Linked DNA regions of Homo sapiens: region 2 is linked to region 1. The links are chromatin loops, found by intact Hi-C in ENCODE. Cell type or tissue: Calu3. All regions are shown on one strand. Each heading gives the region's core, and the rest is flanking DNA. Links, peaks and the distances in the headings are about the cores only.

Evidence for each region. A loop is a pair of places that touch in the nucleus more often than their neighbours do. Peaks named below come from ENCODE experiments on the same cell type or tissue, not always from the same donor. Only the 100,000 strongest peaks of a DNase experiment are listed, where the experiment ranks them.
Region 2: a loop joins it to region 1, with 1.9 times the contacts of the local background. A loop is called at or near these places in 1 of 110 quality-filtered maps.

What each region holds. Positions count from the first base shown.
Region 1 is chr2:199,082,595-199,088,955 of GRCh38, forward strand. No RefSeq gene overlaps it. Among named protein-coding and RNA genes, the nearest start is that of SATB2, 370 kb to the right of the region's middle. In Calu3, for the core only: no CTCF peak of the experiment used is centred there; a DNase peak (open chromatin) is centred at 2,887.
Region 2 is chr2:199,157,928-199,164,288 of GRCh38, forward strand. No RefSeq gene overlaps it. Among named protein-coding and RNA genes, the nearest start is that of SATB2, 300 kb to the right of the region's middle. In Calu3, for the core only: no CTCF peak of the experiment used is centred there; a DNase peak (open chromatin) is centred at 2,994.

The DNA of each region.
Region 1 (6,361 bases), core at 825-5,824:
CCATGTTTACTTATCCATTTTCCTTTTGATGGAAATGTTTCCAATGTTTCATTATTATACAAAATGCTTCAATGGCGATAACATTTTTCTTGTCTCAAAATGACAAGAGATTTAAAATTAAAATACTCCATGCTATGAGACTTACCGGTAGGCATGCAATTTGATACAGTATTTCTGAAAAACAATTTGGCAATATGTACCAAGAACCTTAAAAAATGTATATTCATTAATCCAGTAACCTTACTTCGAAAAATGTACTGCATGTATGTGAGTGGTTCTGTAATCAAGGCCCCCAGATGAGCAGCATAAACATAAGCAAATTCTCAAGGCCCCACCTTAAACTTACTCAAGCAGAAACTTTGGGGAAGGAAATAAGCAGTCTGTTTTGCCAAGCCCGGCAAATGATTCTAATGCACACAAATGTCTGAAAAACAACTGCTCTAGATAGATAATCAGAAAGACTCAAGGATATTCACTTCAGAATCATTTATATTAACAAAGGTGAGACTCACCTTCAATATCCTACAAAGGGAAATGTTGATATAAATAATGAAACAATATTTATTGTTTCATAGGGAATCATAGGGAAAAAAGAATGTAGGATGAAAATTGTAATTACATGGGAAAATGGCTTAGATATTATGCTATAAGAATAATGGCAGGATCTTCTTCTAAAAGGGGTTACTAAAAAAAAAAAAAAAGACAGAGAAAATGGCAGGATCTGAAATTGTGTATATAGCAAAATTCTAATTGTTTTAAAAGAATACATATATATATATATATATACCATCCTATTCAAAATCATTCAATGAAAAAAGAATATCACATATATGTACACATACATAGTTTGAATTAATATATTTACATTTAGTTAATATACCACTCATTTATGCTGTCATTTATTACCTTACTAATTATACTTATTAGCTATGAGAATTTTTTTCATAGTTAATTTAAAATAAACATAAATAAAAAGCATAAAATGCTTATGTTTTTATAATATAAACAATTGTTACTAAACTTTTTAAAATCCAAATACCATGATGCTTTAATATGCAAATATCTTCTCAACAAGGATAAATTAAAGAAAGATGTTGTCTTATGCAATAATTAGCTTAACATTGATAGACGTTATCTAGATATAACCCTTAACTATAACATGTATTCACACATATTCTAAAGTCTATTAATAGAAATATAGGGAATGTTAAAACTGGATGGTGTGATATCCAGTGAAATAAAGATGTAAATTCTATGTCAATAAAACTTGCAAATTTAAAAGAAAGAGCTTTAAATTCTTTGGCAGTTGAATTTCTATGTAAAGTTGCTAGTATTCTCTATGGCTGTCAAATGGATCATCATAACGTCAAGGTTCGTTTATATAATTTAAATGTTATTTATTCTGTTACACATAATATCCCCATTGATTTCAAAAAATATTATTTTGCTCACATCTGATGTACATATCATGATCAAAATTTAATTTGAATTTTCCTGAACTGGAGAATAGATTTTGTCTGAGTGCTATAGCACTTACATTCAATTTTAACTTGTAATTATCAATATGTTTCTATTACATTCAGAGAATAATAAGGAATATGCCTGCAGCAAGTTTAATACCTTTAAATTCCTATAGATCAAAATGAAAGAACATTTCCCAGCATGCTTCATATTTCAAAGGTTGAGGGCTGTTAACATTGTACTTTTATTAAAATTTCTATTAATTTTTTTGCTGTCAATCTGAATATAAATTTACTTTATCATTTTCTATAGAATAAAAAATATAGAAAAATTACTTTATTACCAACTACTTATCTAGCCAAAAAAATGGAAAAAGAAATGTAGAAAAAGAAAAAGTCAACTATATCATAGCCTAAGAATGGCCAATGTATAAACACATTTTAATATTTGAATGACACAAATACACATTCATGTAGTCATTTGTCCAACAGATACTTAGTATTGCACTTCTACTGTGTGCCAATAATTGTGCTAGGCACTGAGGATACAATAATGAGCTAGACAATTAAGTTCCTGTTCTCAGGAAGCGTTCATTTTAGTGGGAGTGATAGACTATAAACAGTTCAAATAGTGATAAAATGTGATAAGAAAAAGAAGAGTTTAACATCTAAAAAAGACATCAGAATTAAATATGAAAAGTGGAGAGGAACATTTCAAGAATAAAGACTGTACAAAGACCCTAAGGTAAGAAGTTGCTGATAAGAAGTACTTCAAGAAGAGAGAGGAAGTTAGAGTGTCCAGGGATTTGTGAGCAAAAGAGAACAAGCTACACTGTAATCCCAGCACTCTGGGAGGCCAAGGCGGACGGATCACCTGAGGTCAGGAGTTCAAGACCAGCCTGGCCAACATGGCAAAATCCCATCTCTATTAAAAATATAAAAAATTAGCCAGGTGTGGTGGTGGGCACCTGTGATCCCAGCTACTCGGGAACATGAGACAGGAGAATCGCTTGAATCAGGAGGCGGAGGTTGCAGTGAGCCAAGATTGCACCATTGCACTCCAGCCTGGGTGACAAGAGTGAGACTCCACCTCAAAAAAAAAAAAAAAAAAGAGAGAGAGAGAGAAAACAAGATACAATATGAGGCTATGGTAAAGGCAGGGACCAGGGACCAGCATACCAGATTAGTCAGTTCTCTCTAAATCATAACAGAATATTTAACATACCCTAGGAGCAATGGAAGGTCACTGGTGTGTCAAAAGCTTTCCCTGGCTAATAATAAGGATGAAAAGATGGTGAGAGCACAGAAGTGTTGCCAGAAGTCACACAAGAGGTATGGGACGTGGAATGAGGTAATGCATTTAAGATGAAGAGACACAGAGGTGTTCACAGTCTGTGTGGGGATCTGTGTTGGAAACAGAGCTTGGTTATAAATTAGATGGAGAATAGGGTTGGGCTGTGGGTGTGACCGGTGCAAAACTGACCCTCAGTTGACTCATTTGGAAATAGCAGAGTTGTGGTTTACTGACATGGAAGCACTGGATTGGCACAGACTTATCGTGTGCAACATCGGCCACATTAACTTGGAAATGCCTGTAAAACATACGAGGGAAAATATCACAAACATAATCTGTGGCTCAAAGGGGAGGTCTGGGCTAAAAATCCAAATATATTTTTTTAATTTTATCTTTCACTTTAAATAAAATGTTAATGCATGACCATTGGGGAAAAAAGCATTAAAAACGACCATAGAGTTCTTTCTCTACATGTGTACACACAATTATTATTTACAAAAAAAAAAGAATTATATTATTTTTAATCTGATTTTTAACATTTTGAGCACAGTTTCTTCAGGTAAATATAGATTCCTTCTGTGATATGTAACTTTACTGAGCATATAATATCGCTTAATATATCTATACTGTAAATTATTAACCCTGTTCTTAGTTTAATATATGTAGATGGTTTCTAATATTTTGCTACAATAAAGAGCATTACAATTAACACTCTTATATGTCTTTGTGTAATCACTTAGCAAAATTCATAATTCATAAGAAATACTATACAACATGTGTGCTTAATGTATATAGACAGGATGAAATTAATGTATCACTTGTAACTAAGAAGTGAGAAATAATGTAGTGTTTTCTTTGCAAACTATAATGAAAAATTTTGCTTGCGATCTTAGATGTTTTAAAGCTGCTTGTGGGAATACATATTTCATTTTCTATTAGGAATCAATTAGGTGTGAAAATTTCTCAGTTCAATGGAGGATATGGCCACTACAAAATAAGAAAAAAAAATTATTACATTAGAATTTCTAACTTCCTTCCCTTTTCACCCACCCTAGAAGCCCTCTCAAGAATGTCAAGAGAATCTCATGCCTGTAATCCCAGTGCTTTGGGAGGCCAAGGCAGGAAGATCACTGGAGGCCAGGAGTTCGAGACCAGCCTGGGCAACATAGTGAGACTCTGTCTGTACAAAATAATTTTTTTCAAATTAGCCAGGTATATGGTATTACACATTTGTAGTCCCAACTACTTGGGAAGGTGAGGTGGGAGATCTGCTTCACTTGAACCCAGGAGTTCAAGGTTACAGTGAGCTATGACTGTGCCACTACATTCTGGCAGAAAGAGATACTGTCTCAAAAGAAAAAAAAGAAAAAAACAAAAAACAGTGTCAAGAGTTTTAAACATCCCTAATGAAGGATAATCATCTTTTGCTTCTGGAAACCTGGCTTGCTTGTGTCTCCATCCACATATCTGTCTTTATCTCTCTCTAATCTCAGTTTGCCTGAGTCATACCACCATTTATAGTATAGGCTAGCACCTTTTCCTAAAATCAAGAGCAAAAGAGAATCATTTTTCTAAGACCAGATTTTTGAAACCAGCATCCAGGCCTGCACCCCAGGAAATACAGGAGTATCTGATGAAAGCCATTCCATTCAGAGGAGGATGCTCCTCCTTCTTTATGCTTTTTTCCAAAATACTTCAAAAACAACCACCACAAAAAGACATGTGGCCAATCTGTCTCCTTTGAGAGTCCACTCGCTGAGCTTGGAGGGGTGCTTCCTGTTCTTAGTCACAGATATTATCTAGATATTTCTAATGCCCCTTCCTTCCCCCCGTCCCACCTGCAAACTGGAATTGAAGAAAGAAGTGTCTCAAAAACATTAAATCCTCTCTTGCCTGGCGAGATATCTTTATTCCTGAGTAACTCCTCCAAATAACACCCCTGAGTCTCTGAAAATGTAAAAATTGCCTGTCTAGTTGAGGCAAATGAAGGCTAAATTGAGTCATAATTTCCCTCTAGATTCTCATTCACCTCTAGCTGTAGGAAGCATCACCAATACAGAATTGATGAAAAGTGTATAAACATATTATCCAGATTCTCAGGCTGTCACAGGGAGCATTTTTTGTTGTTGTTCTTGATTTTAATGTAAGCAAAGCTGAGCAGTGGGAGTGTTCAGGTTTTAGAAGAGATTTTTCTTTCTGAAAGATAATATTTCTCATTCTGAATGATTTTCTTCTTTTTCTTTTAAATTCCAAGGCAAATTCTGAAATCTGTTTCGACTTGACTTATTTTTGGATCCTCACCTGTATCTTAATTACGTAGCAAGAAGTAAGCACAATTGATGAGCAATCCATGTCCCTAATCTTTGATTTGTTATGAATTGTCTTTGAACTGCTTAAGATAGCCACAACTGTGTTTTGGTAGCAAAGTACTCCAAACTCTCTGCTCCCTAATACAAGTTAACAGTGGTCGACACTCAGGGATTCTGGCAGATAGAGCAGCCACCATTTCAGATGTTGCCAGTTGACACACGGAAGAAAAGGAGATTGCTGCAGGGTTTCACAAGGGCAATTCAATGCTCTGGCCCAGAAGTGACATGCTCAAGTCACTTTCGGTCACATCTCATTGGCTGGAGCTAAACAGATGGCCCCACACCACCAAAAAGAGGCCAGGAATTACATCCTAATTTGTCTTGTAAAGCAAAAAGCCAGAAAAATACGAGAAGTGGCAATAGGGACCATCCCGGACCCCTAAAAGAAAGTTCTCTAATTAAAAATAATTTTTTTCTTTGAAAAATTGTGTAGGGAAAATTGAGTAAAGCTTACTGGATAGCAAAATATAGAAAAGCTCACATTTTTCAGTTCCTTGTTAAGAGTCTGGCTATAGAAGTAATATTCCACCAGCTGCATGTACCATTTCTTTGTAAATAACAACAATAAGAATAACAGAGGTGATTACTCTCTTATCTCCAAAAGCACATACTTTGGGACTTCTGTCATTTATACATTACCTTTGTCCAAAAAACTTTGAGGTAGTTTACAAAGATACATAAAGCAAAACAGCATAAGAAAAAAACATAAGTCAGGAGAAAGGGGAAGGAAAAACAAGGAGTTAAAAGACAACGCTAAAACAAAATTAGAATCCAGTATCTGTGACAGGAGATCTGGTATACTTTTCTAGAAGTCAGTGATAAATTTGGCTCTGAACATTCCACGAACCATGCAAAAAAAGAAATACAATCAGTGGTATGATACATAGTATCTACAAGATAAAAGCAAATTGTGTTATGAGAAGTAGCACAGTGATATCAGCCCTTGGGTGCCCATGAATAGGGCATGTTTAACATAGGAAGCAAATGCAGAAAGCACATCTACACTAAGCATAACCCTCTAAGGCTGAATCTTATATCCTTTACTACACCCTCACAGCCACACAACACATTTTGGTATTATTTTAGGTTTACTGATAATTATTATGATGGCTTAGCTGTGTTTGTCAATATCCTACATCTTTAAAATCATCTAGAATTTGAATGGAGCAAAGAAATAAGGTTTCTGTCTCACATATAACATTTGTATAAACCACAGCACACAGAGGAACATAAAGGCT
Region 2 (6,361 bases), core at 684-5,683, 75 kb after region 1:
TAGCAGAAGAAAAGAAATAACTAAGATCAGAGAAGAATTGAAGGAGATAGAGACAGGAAAAACCCTCCAAAAAATCAATGAATCCAGGAGCTGTTTTTTTTGAAAAAAATAACAAAATAGACCACTAGCTAGACAAATTAAAGAAGAAGAGAGAGAAGAATCAAATAGACACAATACAAAATGATAAAGGGGATAGCACCACAGACCCCATGGAAATACAAACTACCATCAGAGAATACTATAAACACCTCTACACAGATAAACTAGAAAATCTAGAAGAAACGAATAAATTTCTGGACATATACAGCCTACCGAGACTAAACTGGGAGGAAGTTGAATCCTTGAATAGATCAATAACAAACTCTAAAATTAAGGCAGTAATTAATAGCCTACCAACCAAAAAAAGCCCAGGACCAGATGGATTCACAGATGAATTCTACCAGAAATACAAAAAGAAGCTGGTACCATTCCTTCTGAAACTATTCCAAACAATTGAAAAGTAGGGACTCCTCCCTAACTAATTTTATGAAGCCAGCATCATCCTGGTACCAAAACCAGGAAGAGACACAACAAAAAAAGGAAGACTTCAGGTCAATATCCCTGATGAACATCGATGCAAAAATCCTCAATAAAATACTGGCAAACTTAATCCAGCAGCACATCAAAAAACCTATCCACCATGATCAAGTTGACTTCATCCCTGGGATACAAGGCTGGTTCAACATACACAGATCAATAAATGTAATCCATCACATGAACAGAACCAAAGACAAAAACCACATCATTATTTCAATAGATGCAGAAAAAATTTAACATCCCTTTATGTTAAAAACTCTCAGTAAAATAGGTTGATGAAACATATCTCAAAATAATAAGAGCTATTTATGACAAACCCACAGCCAATATCATATTGAATGGGCAAGAGCTGGAAGCATTCCCTTTGAAAACTGTTACAAGACAAGGATGCCCTCTCTCACCACTCATATTGAACATGGTATTAGAAGTTCTGGTCAGGGCAATCAGGCAAGAGAAAGAAATAAATGGTATTCAAATAAGAAGAGAGGAAGTCAAGTTGTCTCTGTTTGCAGATGACATGATTTTATACTTAGAAAACCCCATCTTCTCAGCCAGAAAACTTCTTGAACTGATAAGCAACTTCAGCAAAGTCTCAGGATACAAAATCAATGTGTAAAAATCACAAGCATTCTTTTACACCAACAATAGGCAAGCAGAGAGCCAAATCATGAATGAACTCTCATGCACAATTGCTACAAAGAGAATAAAATACCTAGGAATACAGCTAACAAGGGATGTGAAGGACATTTTCAAGGAGAACTACAAACCACTACTCAAAGAAATAAGAGAGGACACAAACAAATGGAGAAACATTCCATCCTCATGGATAGGAATAATCAAAATCGTGAAAATGGCCATACTGCCCAAAGTAATTTACAAATTCAGTGTTATTCCCATCAAACTACCATTGACTTTCTTCACAGAATTAGAAAAAACTACTTTAAATTTCATATGCAACCACCTATTAAACAATGTGTGTGCCAATAAAATAATTCAGTACACTCAGCAAGTATACATTTCCACAAACATCAACTATCTAAAATATGTATATTGATGATCTAAGAAATACCAGTAAAGTATTAACTGTGCATCACATTGCTATTACATAATAAACCCATCCACAGTCTTATACTCTATCTCTGACCTTTTGCCATTCAGCATCCATGAGACAATTTCCCAAGTTAGGGTGCTAGTTAGAGTCTCTCAGGGTTTAATTCCAGGCTAAATGCATATATTTGCGTCTACTATTGTGGTGGGAAATTAGAAACTGGAAGAAAAATGTCAATTTTGTTTTACCAGGGATTGGAGATTCAACTCAGTTGCTCCCAGGGAGCAAACCAAAGTAGAAATGAGTACAGTGGCATGTCTCCAGCAAAATTTTTGAAAACAAATAAACAAAAACCCACAGAAAGAATATCTATATTTTATGAAAGATAATTAGTTGTGATCAGATGGTGGCCATTGGCAGTGATATGGACATTTTCCTGAAATTAATTAATTACTTCCATAAGCAGGGTTTTAAATCACCCTGTCTCTATTATTAGGCTCTCTTGTGCTTGAGGCCCCACAAAACAGGCATTTCTTTGACCTCTCATCTAATCTGGCCTTGTCTCTCAGATCCCTTGCAGGAAGCTGTATTTTAACATAGCATTCAACTTGTCTGTTATATCTTCTTTATTTAATAGCATAAGCTTTGGGTGTTGCTTCTAACTATGGGAGACCTCAGTCGTATTACGTAGGAAAGCCATCTGCCGAGATGGGAAGGGCTTTGGTCCAGGAATCAGAAAATTTTGGTTTCAGTCTCAGTTCTGCTATTCATAAACTATGTAACCTTGAAAAAGTCACTTTATGTCTCCGGACCTCAGATTGTTTCTTCACATTATCTTTCTACTCTCTTCCATTTTTAAAGGGCTGTAATTTTATTCCAAGGTTATTGTGAGTATAATCATAATAACAGCATTGCTAGCCACCTTTTTTTAGTGTTTACCACATGAAAGACATTGCACCAAGTGTTCTGTACATATTAACAAATTTACACTCTTCCCCCATATGCAGAGCCTTCTTCAGGGTCAATTTCTTTGACTAACCTATCCCAGGTCGCACTGCTGCTAAGTGTATGGCAAAGGAAGGATTCAAATCAGTGTCTGCTGAACTCAAAAGTGGTACTCAGGAGTGCTCTCTGGGAAGAATTGATAATGATGTTGAAAAGAAAGAAAGAGAGAATCTAGTTTCAATAATTGTTTTTTCTCTCCAGAGGGCTTATGAATTCCAACCTGAGGCCAGCAAAGAAGGAAATACTGGATAAATTAGTCATCAGTGAATCAACTGGTCAGTCATTAATGGGAATTCAGTGATTTGGACTATGTGCTAATGAGGTCAAGGCCAAGTTCAGAATGTGTGCTTAACCCACAGAGGCAGATGTGCTCAGCCCATTTCGAAATCATGGAGAATGTGGATTGGATGGTCTTTACCCTCCAGAGTGCTGGTAATCTAATATAGAAAATGGTACCCACTAATGGCCTAAAAATAAGCAAGTGTAAGTGGGTTCCATGCAAACTAGACCTAGACAACTCAGACAGATTAAAGGACAGGAATCTAAGTCCCTAAAATGAAATGTTTTTTTTTTAATTAAAAACAATGCCTTTATACAACTAGGAGAAAATAGAGCTGCAAATCTAAAATAGTATGGCCCTTCAGCAGTTGATGACACCCCAGTGCAAGGAGCTAAACATATTGGTATTAAGGGAGCTGAAAGCAATTACCAAGCCAGATTTTTTTTCTCTTTTTTGTTGGCCTTTAACATAAAAAATGCAAGGATAAACATGTAAATGTAGGAGACTGTTTTTCATTCACTGAGTTTGTAATTCTTTCCTGCATCTCTTTCCAGAATTAGCATGGGTTGTGTAATAGTTTTATTAACAATGTCCTTATTAGATTTGGGGGTGCCCCACCCAGAATGTGTAACTGGAGTCTGTGTATCTAAACCAATCTACACAAAGAAGTCAGAAAATTATGAATTTTTAAACGTCATTAATCAATATTTGAAAATGGCAAGGCATTCATTAGGGAACAATTAAGCTATGATGCAAGAAGATAATTAGTAAATTGGGGACAACATGGGTTCATTCATTACTTGAAAACTTAAATAATCTGTTTATCTGATTTCCTATAATAATGACGTCTTAAAAATCGACATTGAGATTTAAATAATCCCATATTCTTTCTGTGTGTGTCCATATGTGGTTTTCAGTTTTTCTAGGAATAAATGTGGTTGTTTTTGTCTCTTCTAACCGTCAACGTTCCCCCTACATTTTTTTCTTATCATATTAGGATGTTTCTCTCAGAAAATAGCAGTGTTTCATATAGTGTAAGAATATATTAAATTGTAGCTTCCACCATTTATTAGCATTATTGCTGTTGTTGCTGCTGCTGTATTTTAGATTATCAGTTAGCCTTTGCTTAAGGGGACTAAACCTCAGTCAGGTAGCTTATCTTGTGTGCTATTTGTTGACACATTTTGCTTAGCAATAAAGTACATGCTCTAAGGTATAGAAAGTTAAGATTTTAGAAATTCAAAAACCCAGGCCCTGTAAGAAAAGAGGCAGACAATCCAATAGAACAGTGGGCAAACACTTTAAACAGAAACTTCAAAGAAGCTATAAAAATGGTCAATTAAAATAGAAAAGCAGGATCAACTTCACAAGTTATTGGGGAAATCCAATGCCACTGCATTCTAACCAGCAGGGCCATTTGAGAAAAATAAACAGTTCTAAGTGTTTGTGAGGATATACAGAAACTAGAAGTCCTATATTCTGCTGGTAGTAGTGTAAATTGATACAACCACTTTGAAAATTGATAGTATCTACTAAGCTGAGCAGATATACATTACCCTACGACCTAGAATTCCAGAATTCTATTTATCTCTCTAGAATATAGACATATATTTAGCAAAAGACCTTCAGAGGAATGTTACTAGCAGCACTATTAGGTTGGTGCAAATTACTTTTAATGGCAAAAACCACAATTAATTTTGCACCAACCTAATATTTGTAATAGCTCCAAACTGGACAGCATTCAAATGTCCATTCAAATGTTATAGTATATGCATAAGATGGCATACTATACACCAAAGAAAATGAACAAACTAAGACCAAATACAACAAGAATAACTCTAACAAATGTAATATCGAACTAGTTACAAACAAGTATGTTCTACATGTTGCCTATTCTACAGGCAAAACTAATCCATGGTATTAGAAGTCATTGTACTGTATCCTCGAGAATGAGAGAGATGAAGGTGGCTTCTGCAGGTGCCAATAATATTCTCCTTCTTGATCCTGGTGCACTTACAGAGGTGTGCTTTCTTCATGAAAATTCATGCAGCTGTAAACTTTTGATTTGTATGTTTTCATATTATATATTCATATATTCATATATAATATGAAAATATAAATAAAATATAATTTTATTTATATTTCAACAAAATTATATGCTAAAAGAAGTCCAGGCTTCTGTGAATAAAAATCTTTCCTTTTAAAAATACAAAAATTTTGCAATTCTAAAGGTTTTTTCTTTGCCGTTCTGCAGTTTGCATTTCCTGGAACATGAGGATGCTGATGCTACTGATTGAGGAACCACATTTTGAAGGCCACTGTTTTCGAGTTAATCTATATTGGCTCTCATAGCCTTCTCATTTCTCTTAATCCATACATACCACTTTCCATTGCTAGTACGCCACTGGAACGATGCTCTACAGTGTCTCCATGAACCAATTTCAAGACCCCTGTAGTTCTTACTTATTGACCTTGCTGCAGTGTTTGATTATATTGAAACCTCTTTGAAAACTTTCCCCTAGTTCCTGTGTCCAGTCTTTTCTAGTTTTCCTCCTAATTTTCTGAACTCTTTCTGGCAGATTTGTTTTTTATTTACCACTAAATCTTAGTATTGTCTGATGCTTTGTTCTAAACTACTGTTCTCTTCTTTCTGGTGACCTCATCCTCTGCCTTGATATTAATTATTACCTGTATGCTGATGACTCCCGAATTTGAACCTTCAGCCTACACTCTTCTCTGAGCCCTGTCCCCATACACATAATGTCTTCTGAACATTTCTTCTTAAATGTACCTCACACACCTCAAGGTCTTCATCTTCTTCCACAAAAATCTGTTCATCTTATACGCACTTTCTCATGGTTATCTGCCCAGTTACTAAGATTCTTGCATATCATCCTAGTCTCCTCAATCTACCTCACCCACATGCCAGCGTGTTTTGCAATTCTATTTGCTAAATAGCATTCCCACTTTCCATATCACTGCCATAATTCATCCTCTCCTCTTGCCTTGCCTAGGCCATGGCAGTAGTTTTCTCCATCATCTCACTCCCACAGCCTACCCTTCTGCAGTTCTCTTCACACTGTTGCTACTCAACTCTTCTAAAAGCAGAATATGATCATCTTAATGCTTTGCTTGAAATACAATGAGCTGTTCTTAGCTACAGAGTAAAATCCAAACTCTAGCATCTGGCTCCAGTTCACTATTGCATTTCCATTTTAGGGAACTGCGAAGCTTCTCAAGCATCAAATTTCACATGAATGAAGGGGAGTAGGATCTTGTTAAAATGCAAATCCTGGATCTGGCTCATAAGCCTAGGGTGGGACCCGAAATTCTGCATTTCAGTAAGCTCCCAAATGATATTGATGCTACTGGTGAGCTACTGCAGATCACACCTGGAATAACAAAGCCCTACATGACCTCTTCACTACAGCTACAATGATTTACTTACAGCT